Linked DNA regions of Homo sapiens: all the other regions are linked to region 2. Evidence: chromatin contacts called from ENCODE Hi-C or POLR2A ChIA-PET data. All regions are on one chromosome and are shown on one strand. The core of a region is the stretch at or near the end of the contact, and the rest is flanking DNA. Distances in the headings are between cores, read along the strand shown. Region 1 holds the start of LINC01711 (long intergenic non-protein coding RNA 1711). Region 2 holds the start of RAB22A (RAB22A, member RAS oncogene family). Region 3 overlaps APCDD1L-DT (APCDD1L divergent transcript).

Region 1 (3,722 bases), core at 714-3,213, 330 kb before region 2:
GAGGGGAGGGAAAGCCGTGAGGCTGGAGTGTGGCAGGCGCCAGAGGTGAAGAGCCTGCCAGGCCGTGAGGACTTCGGGTTTGTTGAGTGTAGTCAGGTACTGCTGTTTCCTGGAGTGTCTACATGTGGGCGTCTCAGGGGCTCCCTCTTCGTCTCTGAAATGCTTCAGGCCCCTGAAGGGCTACGGTTCCTGAAGGGAGCAGTTCCTCCAGGCCAGACACAGCCATTCAGGCCTTCCCAGCTACTGCTATGGAGGTTTGGGGTGGCCTTTCCTTTTAATGTCAGTCTGGTGAGCTCCCACCAACTGGGCCGTCTCATCCGTACATCCTGATGGTCACCTGTGCTTGATACCACTTGCGATGAAAGGATTCCAAAGCCCTTCTCCTGAAATTTCTACAGAACATCTCTCTGTAACACACGCACAGAGGGCAGCCAGGGAGATTTACCAGTGAGAACCCTGCTTCCTTCCCTCCCTCCCTTCCTTCCTTCCTCCCCCCCTTCCTTCCTTCCTTCCTTCTTCCCTCCCTCTCTCTGTGCTCCCTCCCTCCCTCCCTTCCTTCCTCCCTCCCTCCCTCTCCTCCTCCCTCCCTTCCCCCTCCCTCCCTTTCTCTCTCTCTTTTTCTTCCTTCCTTCCTTCTTCCCTCCCTCTCTCTGTGCTCCCTCTCTCCCTCCCTCCTTCCTTCCTTCATTTCTTTTTCCCTCCCTCCCTCCTTCCTTCCTCCCTCCCCTCCCTCTCTGCTTCCCTTCCTTCCCTCCCTCCTTTCCTTCCTTCCCTTCCTTCCTTCCCCCCTCCCTCCCTCCCTCTCTCTCTCTCTTCCTTCCTTCTTTCCCTTCCTGCCTCCTTTACTTCTTCCTTTTCCTCCTTCTTTCCTTCCTTTTCTCCCTCTCTTCTTCCCCTCCCTCCATCCTTTCTTTCTTCCCCTTTGATCTTTTTTGTCTCTCAGCAACAATGGACCTCCAGTCGGCCCTGCTTTTTTCCCAGGAATGTTTATGGCACTCTTTCCCACTTGTTTTTATTTCCAAACGTGTAACAGGCCACCCATCAAAGGATGGAATAGGGAAGAAAGTGAGAAGAGAGAGGTCGAGGGAGCAGTCATCGGGTAGCTGCTCCTGGCCTTTGAGTAAGCCGTTTGCCCACTCGATTTGTCAGTTTGTTTGGCCCTCGATGGGGAGGCATCCATCCTTGACCCTCGGAGAGTCCTGAGAGACAGGAGGAGAGGGGTTCTCCATGGCAGTGAGGGGTTCCCTAGCAGGGACCCTAGAGAGAAACGGCTCCAGACCAGGCTTTCCCGGCTCGGTGCTGCTGACAGTCGGGCTGGTCTGCTGTGGGGCCGTCCTGTGCACTGTAGGATGTCTAGTGACACCCCAACCTTAAACTGTGACAAACAAAATTGAACCCAGACTTGGCCAGGTGTTCCCTGGACACAAAATCACCACTGGCTGAGAACCACAGGTCTCCGTGTCCAGAGGCCCTGCAGGGTGCCCCATGGCCAGTGGCTGTGTGGACTTGGTGGCCCATAAGAGGCTCTCGGTGACGCGGGGCTGCAGCACATCACACGACATGGAGCAGATCCGCCAGCGAGGCCCCGACCCAGGAGAGACTCTGCCCCACAGCAGCAGGTGTGAGGCAGCCCCCCACTCCTGGGCCAGGAGCGTCATCGCCCAGAAGGCCCGTGTGGGTGTCCTGGAGTGGGTGTGGCCTCCTCTGATTACTCAGAAAGGCAGCAGAGGTGCAGAGAAGCCTCTGGGGCCTGCTGCTCTGTGTCCTGTGGCAGCATCAGCCCCTGCGGCGGAGGGAGAGATGCCGGGACAGGCAGTAGTGTGAGTGTTTCCAGCCATCAGGTTCTGTAGGGGAGCACGCAGTCCCAGGGGAGGCCCACTTGGGTCCCAGCGGACCGTTAAGAAAGCTCTCCTCTATGGCTGCCCGAACTGTGGTGGGTATGGCCTGACCTTGACTTCCTGTACACTTTCATTTTTCATTTTTTTTTCCTGGTTCTTGGCTCTGGAAAAAGTGGGAAAACATATACAGTGACCATACTGTTGACGTCTCAGTCAGAGAAGAGGAACGATTTCACAGTAGCTGGGGGAAAGCGCTGGATACCACGTGCACTCATAAATCACGCCCACGTTTATGCATCTGCGGATGTGGGGCCGCAGATATTTTTCCTTTCTGAAGAAGAGAATTTAAGCTCTAGAAACTCTGACAAGGCCCCAGTAAATGGGGGCTTTTCTCCTGCCTGCTAAGGGCAGCTTTCAGAAGAGACGTTTGTCAAATGGAACCCGAGTCACCTTTTCCTGCTCTGCTGGATGGGCAGGAGCCGGGCACACCAGGGCAGGAGTCTCCCCTCTGAAGACCTGACCCCTGGGGAAGGCAAGCAAGATTTTCTTGCAAAAAGTTCATGGAATTAGAGACAAGCAAGGTGTCTTCCTGGGGACGCTCGTGGTACCGTAGCAGCAAGGGCCGTGGCAGGCACAGCATAGGGACTTGACAGGCATCGAACGAGTGACTTCGTGTTCCCAAATTGGCAGGATGGTTGACTTCTGTGTGCGGAACATTTCCCATCGCCCATCTGGCAGCCACGTGCTTCTGCCCCGTCACTGTCACTCCCTCTCTGAGTCGAGCTCGCAGTCACTAGGCTGCGAAATGACTGCTGAATACACTATCGATCAAACAGCACATGTTTTGAACATCTATCATGTATATGCCACTGGGTTAAGACCTAGAAAGTATATGGGGCTTTGGGGAGGGGAAGGAGGTTCTTTTAGGAAGGAGGGCAAATGCATGGCACACCTAACCCCACCCTCCCCTCCCATGCTCCTAGCAGACACTGCTAAACCATCACCACATGTGGCGCTTCAGAATGCTGGTTGACAGAGAGCTCTGGGCTGCTCCTCCTTGGGAAGGGCTTTCTGTGATATGGCTCTGGGAGGTAAGGGGCCACCCACTTGACTAGCCAGATGTGCCACAGGGATCCTGGTGATCAATGGTGTAAAAGACATCACAGAGCAATCACCCACATGTCACCCTATTCTGCTATTCTGAGTATTAGAGACCTTTAGGAGGTCATTACAGCAGTGGCGGTGAGAGAATTAGAGGCCTTTGGGAAGACACCCACCCCTCATAATACAAAGAATCTTAAGAGGCAAAGTCACAGATGATGACGGCCAGTTGAGACCATGACAGTAGGCCCAGGCTTTCTGTGGTATGGCGGCTCACCTCCACAAAGGCAACCCTGAAAGACTTCCTGGAGGTGGTGATGTGCCATTGCGTTAGCAGTTTCCCCTCTCCTAGGTGAGACAGTGCCAAATTCCTACTCCTTACCGGAGCCTTCCAGACCTTACCGTTTTCCAGCCAAAGTGGCCTTGGGCGCATGCCTAGAACTGGCCAAGCCCTTCCCCACCTCAAGGACTCTGTTCTCTGGCTGCCTCGGCCAGGAATGGTCTTACCGTAGCTCATTTGATGGCTGGCTCCTTCCTGTCCTTCAAGTCCCCAAGTCCCTTCCTCAGAGAAGCCTTCCAGCCACACTCTCTCCTGTAAGTCTCTGTCCTGGTACCTTGTTCATTTCCTTCATATGTGTCTCTTCTACTAGGATGTGAGCCAGCCTGGCCTGCTCACCATGGTGGGCCTAATATCTAGTGTTAGGCGTATTTAGGTCCTCCACAAATATTTGTCCAAAGAATGAAGAATGAGTGCACCTGCAGTGGTCTCCACGGGAAGTACCG
Region 2 (3,698 bases), core at 321-2,820:
ACAGATCCTCACTGGACTCTTTCAAGTCCTTCCAGAGATGATGCGAACCAGCGACTCAGAATTCAATGACTACAAAGCGCAGGGCCTACACCTGTAACACACTATGTATTTGGAAGGATTTTCAATGCACCTTTAGATGTGTATCAAATAAAAGTCTCTTACCCTATTGTTGGGTTGATGTTTGGATCAAAACTGTCTTCCACAAACCGCCACACAATACTCGATTTACCTACACCTGTATCCTGAAAGAGAACGAGATGAGGGACTGAGAAAAAGTTTACCTTTTGGCAGACACCAAAAACTACTTTGTGGCATAAGTTCAGGATTTTAGAAAAATCACCCTAGACGTGTAAATTTTATAAACGGAGGAACACAAAAGCGGTTGTCATAAAAATTCAGTAGAGTAATTAGGAAATTCCAACTGTACTAAAAGGGAGAGGTTTTTGCCGTTAAGACAGATTAGGACCTTTTGAGAGACCCAAAGTTTCTGCTTCGTGTAAAAAGTAACAAGTCCACTTGCTTTTTAACATATGTTAGTAAACTTTGAACTCCTGAGTTACCTCTGAGTAATCCCTGATGAATCCTAGCCCCACCCTATTTGGGGGAATAAAGATTAGTTATTGGAGTTCCTGCCGATCTTTAAGGCAGAAACTCTGGAATGACAGCATCAATTTCAGAAAGAAGGCTTTGAAATGGCCAACACCTTGTCTTTCCTGACAAGACAGGAAGCTGAAGCTTCAAACTAGTCTTTGGGGCTTCCTGATTTGAACACCCCTTTTCTCCACAGGAAGAGTTACTTGGCAAAGTAACTCTTTGGACAAGTGGCAGGGGTATCCCACAAGTTCAAAAACACCCAAGAGACAAAGTAGGCTAATGCTGCTTGTAAAACCTAAAGACCTGTTATTGGTTTTACTTTGGAAGACTTGGCCAACTCCCAACTAATACCTTGGTAAGTTGGGAGAAAACTATTTAAGAACCTCTCTTAACCCAGATGCAATAGAGAGGCAAGGGGGGGCTGTTTGCTCTTTGTGGGGCGGGAAGAGTCCACGGGCTCCAGGGAGGGGAAGGGGAAGGGTCCCTTCGGCCTCCAGGACCTTTTCGAGAGTGCAAGAGGTGGGCGGGACGGCTCCCGAGCTGGAGGGAGGGTCCACGGGGCTGGCAGACAGCGTCTTGGACGTGGGAGGGGGGAAGGGATGAGGGGACAGGGGGGATCCGGGGTCCCCGCCAGCCCAGCCTCCCGTGGCCCTCCCGGCCGGACCCGCCGCCACTCACCCCGAGCAGACACACTTTGAGCTCCCTCAGCGCCATGGCCCGGGAGCCAGGGGCGCGGGCCCGCCGCCGCCCTAAGTTGAGAAGGGAGAGGCCAGGCCCAGCAAGAGCATCCCCTGGCGCCGCTGCCGCCGCACGGCCCAGCCCCGGTCCGCGCAGAGGCGGCTGCCGCCCGTCCTCCGGCCGTAGGTCCGGCCTGTCCGCTGCCAGCCGCGTGGGGCCCGCCTTAGCAGCCGGGACGCCGCCGCGGCCTTCCGGGAGCCGCCGCCGCCGCCATCTTGGGACGCCGGCCGCGTCACCTGACCTCCCCGCCCACCTCGGCAGCCACCTTCGCTGAGAGGGCGGGGCCGGCCGGCCGGCGCGGATCGGGGGCGGGGCCCGAAGCCGACGGCCCCGCCCCTGTCTGCAGGGCCCCGCCCCTGTCTGCAGGGCCCCGCCCCTGTCTGCAGGGCCCCGCCCCTGTCTGCAGGGCCCCGCCCCTGTCTGCAGGGCCCCGCCCCTGTCTGCAGGGCCCCGCCCCTGTCTGCAGGGCCCCGCCCCTGTCTGCAGGGCCCCGCCCCTGCCGGTCCCGCCTCCATGCCCATCCCAAGATGGCGGGTGAGTGGGGCTGGGCTCGGGGGATGCCAGGGGTGCCCCTCTCTCTCTCGCCCCGTGACCACCCCGCGAGGCCGAGGGGCCCCTGCCCGACCCCGTCCCCTCTCGCCGCAGCCCCCTGGTAACTTCTTGTGTGTTTCTTGGTTTTCAGAGATCCCCCTGTACTTTGTGGACTTGCAGGATGACTTAGACGACTGTAAGTAAGAGTTGGGGCACCCCTGTCCCTCCCTGGGACCCTCTCAAAGAATTCAGAGTGCACGAAGCGCGGGGCGGGGGAACCTCAAGCCAGGCACTCCTTGTCGGGACCAGAACAGCGGGACCCCCAACTGCCTAGATCCACTGGTGGCGGTCCCTCCTCCCTGGGCGGGGCGGGCTGAGGGTGGGAGCCCTTCCCTTCCCTCGGGGGAAGGATTTTTGTTGTTGGGGAAACTTTGGACTCCCTGTCACTTCTTTTCTTCCTGCGCCTGCAGCTGCCGTGGGATGGGCGGAGGGGGTAGTCCCAAGTCCTAGTCGACCCTGGGCGGGCGGGGGGTCCGCCACCTGGGAGGTGGGTGACTTCCCTCTCAGGGCCTTGCCCTTTTCCTAGGGACTTTTTAGGACTGCTGGGGGGTTTGGGAGGTCCCCCTCTCGGTGTGGCCGGTCACGGAGTTGCACGGACTTCTCAAGTGTCCTGGCCACAAGCCCGGCTCCATCTCTTATCCCATGGAGCCCATTGGCCCCCGCATTTCTTGGGTGGGACCCTTGTCCCTTCTTGCCCTCTTTTTTGGAATCATGTTAAGGGCTGGTAGCTGGGGGAGGTGTCATCTTAGAAATCCAAGTTCGCATTTCTGGTGAAGGAAGGAAGCGTTTTCTCTCCTGTCAAGAAACTTACTGAGCAGCTATTTGCTCTGGGGGCCACGTGTTGGGCTCCGAACCTGCAAGGATGTGTTGAAAACAGCTCTACACGCAGGGAGCTCACAGGGTGTGGGGAGAGCCTACTTGTAAACAGAAAATTACCGAGCACCGGAGTGCTTGCTGGTGAAGAAGCCCTATATAAATCATCCAAATAGCTAACATTAATTGGGGGCGTACTGTACGCCAGTCATATACAGTACTTCCTCTCATCTTTCATTCCACATCTTCAGGTTTCCTAATAGTAAGAGTTGGTGTTTACTGAAAACTTACCATGGACCAGACAGCGTTAAACTCTTTTTTTTTTTTTTTTTTTTTTGAGACGTAGTCTTGCTCTGTAGCCCAGGCTGGAGTACAGTGGCACGATCTCGGCTCACTGCAAGCTCCACCTCCTGGGTTCACGCCATTTTCCTGCCTCAGCCTCCCAAGTAGCTGGGACTATAGGCGCCCGCCACCACTCCCGGCTAATTTTTTGTATTTTTAGTAGAGAAGGGGTTTCACTCTGTTAGCCAGGATGGTCTCGATCTCCTGACCTCGTGATCCGCCCACCTCGGCCTCCCAAAGTGTTGGGATTACTGGCGTGAGCCACCACGCCCGGCCCAGTCTTAAACTCTTTACACACATTAACTCAGAAGGCGCAGTTTCGGCTGGGTGCGGTGGCTCAGGCCTGTAATCCCCGCACTTTGGGAGGCAGAGACGGGCAGATCACTTGAGTCCAGCCTGGCCAACATGGTGAAACCCTGTCTCTACTAAAAATACAAAAATTAGCCGGGCTTGGTGGCGCGCGTCTCTAATCTTAGCTGCCCGGGAGGCTGAGGCAGGAGAATTGCTTGAACCTGGGAGGCAGAGGTTGCAGTGAACGCCACTGCACTCCAGCCTGGGCGACAGAGTGACTCCGTCTCAAAAAAACAAAACAAAACAAAACAAACCAACAAGGGGCAGTT
Region 3 (3,879 bases), core at 686-3,185, 260 kb before region 2:
ACAAAAATTACTGCAAAGAAAAAAGAAATGACTGCTCCCTAGAAGTGAGATTTATTGTCCGTTTCTGTCCTTTGTCTGCCTCCTCGCATGGCCTCATCTCTCACTGGGCCTCTGGTGATTTATTATTTCGGGGACCCCAGAGGGGACACAGTACTGCCTTTCTGTAAAGGTCACGTGGTGAAAGCCAGCTTTATCCGGGTCAGAAATTGCCCTCAGACACCAAGGGGAAACCCTGGATGAAGTTAATCAACATCCACCCCATGGCAGGTCGGTGAGCCCACGCTGGGCGGGAGAGGATTGACCTCGTGGTGGTCGGACCTTTGCACCACCCGCTCCTCTCCAGATGAAGACATTGATGTTTTCATATCATTTGTGGTTCTGATCTGATCTCCCCTCCCAGAAGAAATCCTAAAAAATTAATGCTGTATGGAATGATGCTTTCAAAAAAAGTCATTTCGCTTAGGCCTTTGTTTTTCTCCCATAGATGAGGGGAGGGGGGACCTCACATTTCTCCATAGCCAGCCCCTGATCTGCAAGCTGAGGTCCCAGGGGTGCCCAAGTGGGAGTTCAGGGCCTGTTTAGCATGACCACCACGCGGACAAAAAGGTAAAGGGAGCCAAATGGCAACTCGACCTTGCCCCATTCTTCCGGTTACGAGGCACCCGCAGGGGTTGTCCGAGGTGACACTTCTAAGCTTTGGCAGCCTTGAAACCCACTGCCATACCAGCCACATCTGCGAGGCGACTACATGACCTTGGAGGAGGGAGGGAGTTTCACCCACACTGTGCTGGCCAGGACCCACGTGCACACACTTCACGTTAACCAGCCCACGGCACTACAGGGAGCATCTGCAGGAAGACTTTGTTCCGAGTCAGAGGGCCCCCAACCCCCCCAAACTTCCCTTTTTCTCCAGTTAAAGGGACACAACCAGGTAGGTAGAGCTGCCCAGGAAAAGCCTCTTACGCAATGACACGAGGGAAGTGGTGTGAGCAGTAGAGGGTTCTTGCAAATCGTCCTTAATTCCATTAATAAATGCCTACAAACCCCAAACGCAGCGTTGCCCCTTCCTTGGCTTAGGAAAAAGAGTTAAGAAAGATCATCAGCAGAAATGTGCTGGCCTATGTGGGTCTGGGTCTGGGACTGGGTACCCAGGGCCGGGGCTGGCAGCCTTTCATGGAACTAAGCTGGAGGCCCCAACTCCCGGGCACTCCGGATGGAGCTCTCCTGCGGCTCCCAGCACCCCGACGGCATGGGCAGAGGAACACGCCGGGATCGGTACAATTATGGTGACTGACTGTCTGCAGCTCGATATTAATCTTTCAAAAAGGCTCTGCTTTGTAGGGAAGGTATTAGGTGGCTCCAACAACTTCTTAAAAACGTTCCTCTTTCTTTACAGAATGTCAAGTGAGATTTCAAGGGGGAATACTTCATAACCCAGGTATGTTTTCCTTAGGGCAATAAACCGCCATTGAATTTACACGCCTGCCCCCCAGACCTCTGGATTTCTAGCCAAAACCTTCATCTGTTTTTCAGAGAAAAAAAAAAAAGGTTGGGGGAGGTGTTTTCTTCAAATGCACGGAAGGCCTCTCCTGGGTGGCAGAAGGAAAGTTAGGCAAACTTTATAAATCTAGCGGGAGAGCTGTTTTTGGCAGTGCTGGAAAGTGGAGTGGGGTTTTTCTGTCGGCCTCACTTAAAACATCACCAAGCGGGCCCCCCGACGGCCCCGGTGTGCGGAGGGGTGGGTGGGCGCCCATGTGTGGAGGAGGCAGGCTGGCTGTGGCTCTGGACAGCCACCATCCTGTCTCAGCCCCCACAAGGAGGGTAGAGTGGGAGAGGGTGGGACTGCATGAGGAGGGAATGCTGGAGTTAAGTAAGGAGCAACAGCTGCAGTCCCGGGGAACAAAACGAGGCAGGACCCAATGGATTTCTCATCAACTGTGTGGGAGTCATTGGCAAAGGGAGGTGTCCGCACACCCCCAGCTCGACCCCCTCCTGCAGCAGCACCAGCAGGGAGACCCCACAAGTGCGGCAAGCTCGGTGCAGAGATGACCCCCATCCATGGCCGGTGGCCAGGAGGGTGGCAGGTGAGGGCTCTCTGGGGGAGGAACGGGTATCTTGGGAGACCACAGCTGTGCAGCTGGGAGGAACAGCCAGGGGCCGGCGCCTGCTTTCTGCTGAGCGGTGGGACTCGCCCAAGGTCACAAAGTGAGTTAGGAAGAAATAATCAGCTCCTGGCTCTGTCCCTAACAAGCAGAATCCTATAAAAAAGAAGAAAATGACTCTGGGGATTTGAACAAAGAAGCCAGGCTATAAATCCACTCTCCATACAGCTGCCGGTTGATCTTCCTAAAATGCAAATCGGATGCAGGCCCACGGCCCCGAGATGCCCTTCAGAGGCATCCCAGGACCCTCGGGAGAAAGACCCGAATCCTTATCCATGGGCACAGGGCCAGATGGTTCTTGGCCCCAGACATCTGGACCCACTGCCAACTCCCCTATGTCTATACCCCAGGCATGAGGCCCCCTTGGAGTTCTCTGTTTTTGTCTGTCTCTGTCTCTCTCTCTCTCCCTGTTTCTCTCAGCCAGAAACTCATTTATTTATGCAAAAAAGATTTCTCAAGCCTGGCCTTGATACCTGGCCTCATGCTGAACACCCAGGATACGATGGTGCACACATAGTCCCTGTCCTCATGGGGCTTCCAGTGATGTGAGGGAGGACATTCACCAAATAATCACATAGATATTTTCAATGTAAATGTATGGGCCAGCGCAGAAAGGTGCAGGGGACCTGAAGGGCATGTAAGAAGAGGCCCTTCTTTAGAGAGGGGTGGGGGAGATCTCTGGGAGCCGCAGGGTGGCTACAGGGGGCAGGAGGCACAGGTGAGTCCGAGCCTGGAGGCTGAGAGGAAGGAGGCCCCTGTCCAAGGGGAACAGTGCAGAGCAAGGAACGATGTCTCCCAGTATCCAGGCTCCCGGCCTTCCCCGCCATGGATGCCACCCACTGCCCTACCCGACATTCGCCTTCCTGACGGCCCTAAGGCTCAAGTCTAGGCTGGGGCTGTGAGTCATGACGGACCACGACAGGTCACAGGCACCGAGCCCTTCGAGGGCAGCTGCCCCTCTTCCCTGTCCCCTTCATTCCCACCACAACCCGTGAGGCAGGTGCTGGGAAACCGAGGACAGGAGAAGCTCAGAAACGTGCCCAAAGTTACAAATCTAGTAAATGGCAGAGCTGGGATTTGAACTGGAGGGTGTGGGGCTTCTGAGGCTTCTTTCCCCACCCTCTCCTGCCTTTCATCCCTGCACCCCAGCACCTGTGCTCTGGCCAGCCCACAACACTGGAGACAATGAGAGGAAGCAAATGAATGAATGAGCCACTGAGGAAATACAGTTGGCTCACACTTCTCTGGGTGATGGCTGGGCCTCTGTTCATAGGGCCCGTGGTGTCCCCAGGCTGAGAGGTGGAGACGGAGTCTCCTGGAGGGGCAGGAAGGAAGTGGATGCCATCAAAGCCGTAGAAGAAACAGTGTCTTAGCTAATTGCCTGGCCTCCTGAGAAGTCGCACAGCCACGACCAGCCCAGAGGTTGAGCTCCGCATTGAAGAAGAAATGTTGATCAGCTCTTAGGGATATGAAAGGATGCCCTGAAACCCACTGACAGGCTCAACAGAGGCATGGGCTGGTATTGATCTGGACGAAATCTATTGTTTTGGAGGAGGGCATAGTTAGAGGAAAGACAATGTGTTAAGACTGTAAATTCGGGGGTGAGGAATAGACGAATAGGAAGAGAAATTGGCAGAGAATGGAGAATACACATCCTCACCCGTCAACAGCAAGGCGAGCCAGGACCCAGCCAGGTTTGACCAAATGAGCCAGGCGC

Evidence for each region. A loop is a pair of places that touch in the nucleus more often than their neighbours do. ChIA-PET counts read pairs that join two places held with the same protein, here RNA polymerase II (POLR2A). Pooled maps may share reads with other maps.
Region 1: a pooled map shows a loop between it and region 2 (2.4-fold over the local background). The contact joins the promoter of LINC01711 here to the promoter of RAB22A in region 2. A Hi-C loop is called at or near these places in 3 of 168 maps with a recorded cell type or tissue (B cell, dorsolateral prefrontal cortex and heart right ventricle), 1 of 37 single-sample maps with no recorded cell type and 1 of 50 pooled maps. POLR2A ChIA-PET finds 5 or more read pairs at or near these places in 2 of 52 experiments (T-cell and activated B cell).
Region 3: a map of kidney shows a loop between it and region 2 (7-fold over the local background). The contact joins the enhancer-like site here to the promoter of RAB22A in region 2. A Hi-C loop is called at or near these places in 1 of 168 maps with a recorded cell type or tissue (kidney). POLR2A ChIA-PET finds 5 or more read pairs at or near these places in 1 of 52 experiments (HCT116).

What each region holds. Positions count from the first base shown.
Region 1 is chr20:58,633,013-58,636,734 of GRCh38, reverse strand. It overlaps LINC01711 (long intergenic non-protein coding RNA 1711), which reads right to left and starts at 1,963. Exons shown (of 1, transcript NR_125359.1): 1 at 997-1,963. RefSeq lists enhancers at 1,740-1,809, 1,830-1,959.
Region 2 is chr20:58,307,587-58,311,284 of GRCh38, reverse strand. It overlaps RAB22A (RAB22A, member RAS oncogene family), which reads right to left and starts at 1,570. Exons shown (of 7, transcript NM_020673.3): 1 at 1,273-1,570; 2 at 163-242. The coding sequence starts at 1,308. It also overlaps the pseudogene PPP4R1L. RefSeq lists silencers at 1,172-1,501, 1,542-2,101.
Region 3 is chr20:58,566,732-58,570,610 of GRCh38, reverse strand. All of the region lies in intron 6 of APCDD1L-DT (APCDD1L divergent transcript), which reads right to left. Among named protein-coding and RNA genes, the nearest start is that of APCDD1L, 53 kb to the right of the region's middle. Within about 2 kb of position 1,935, at least 2 of the 41 ENCODE cell types and tissues checked have a DNase peak (open chromatin) inside an H3K27ac peak, as active enhancers do.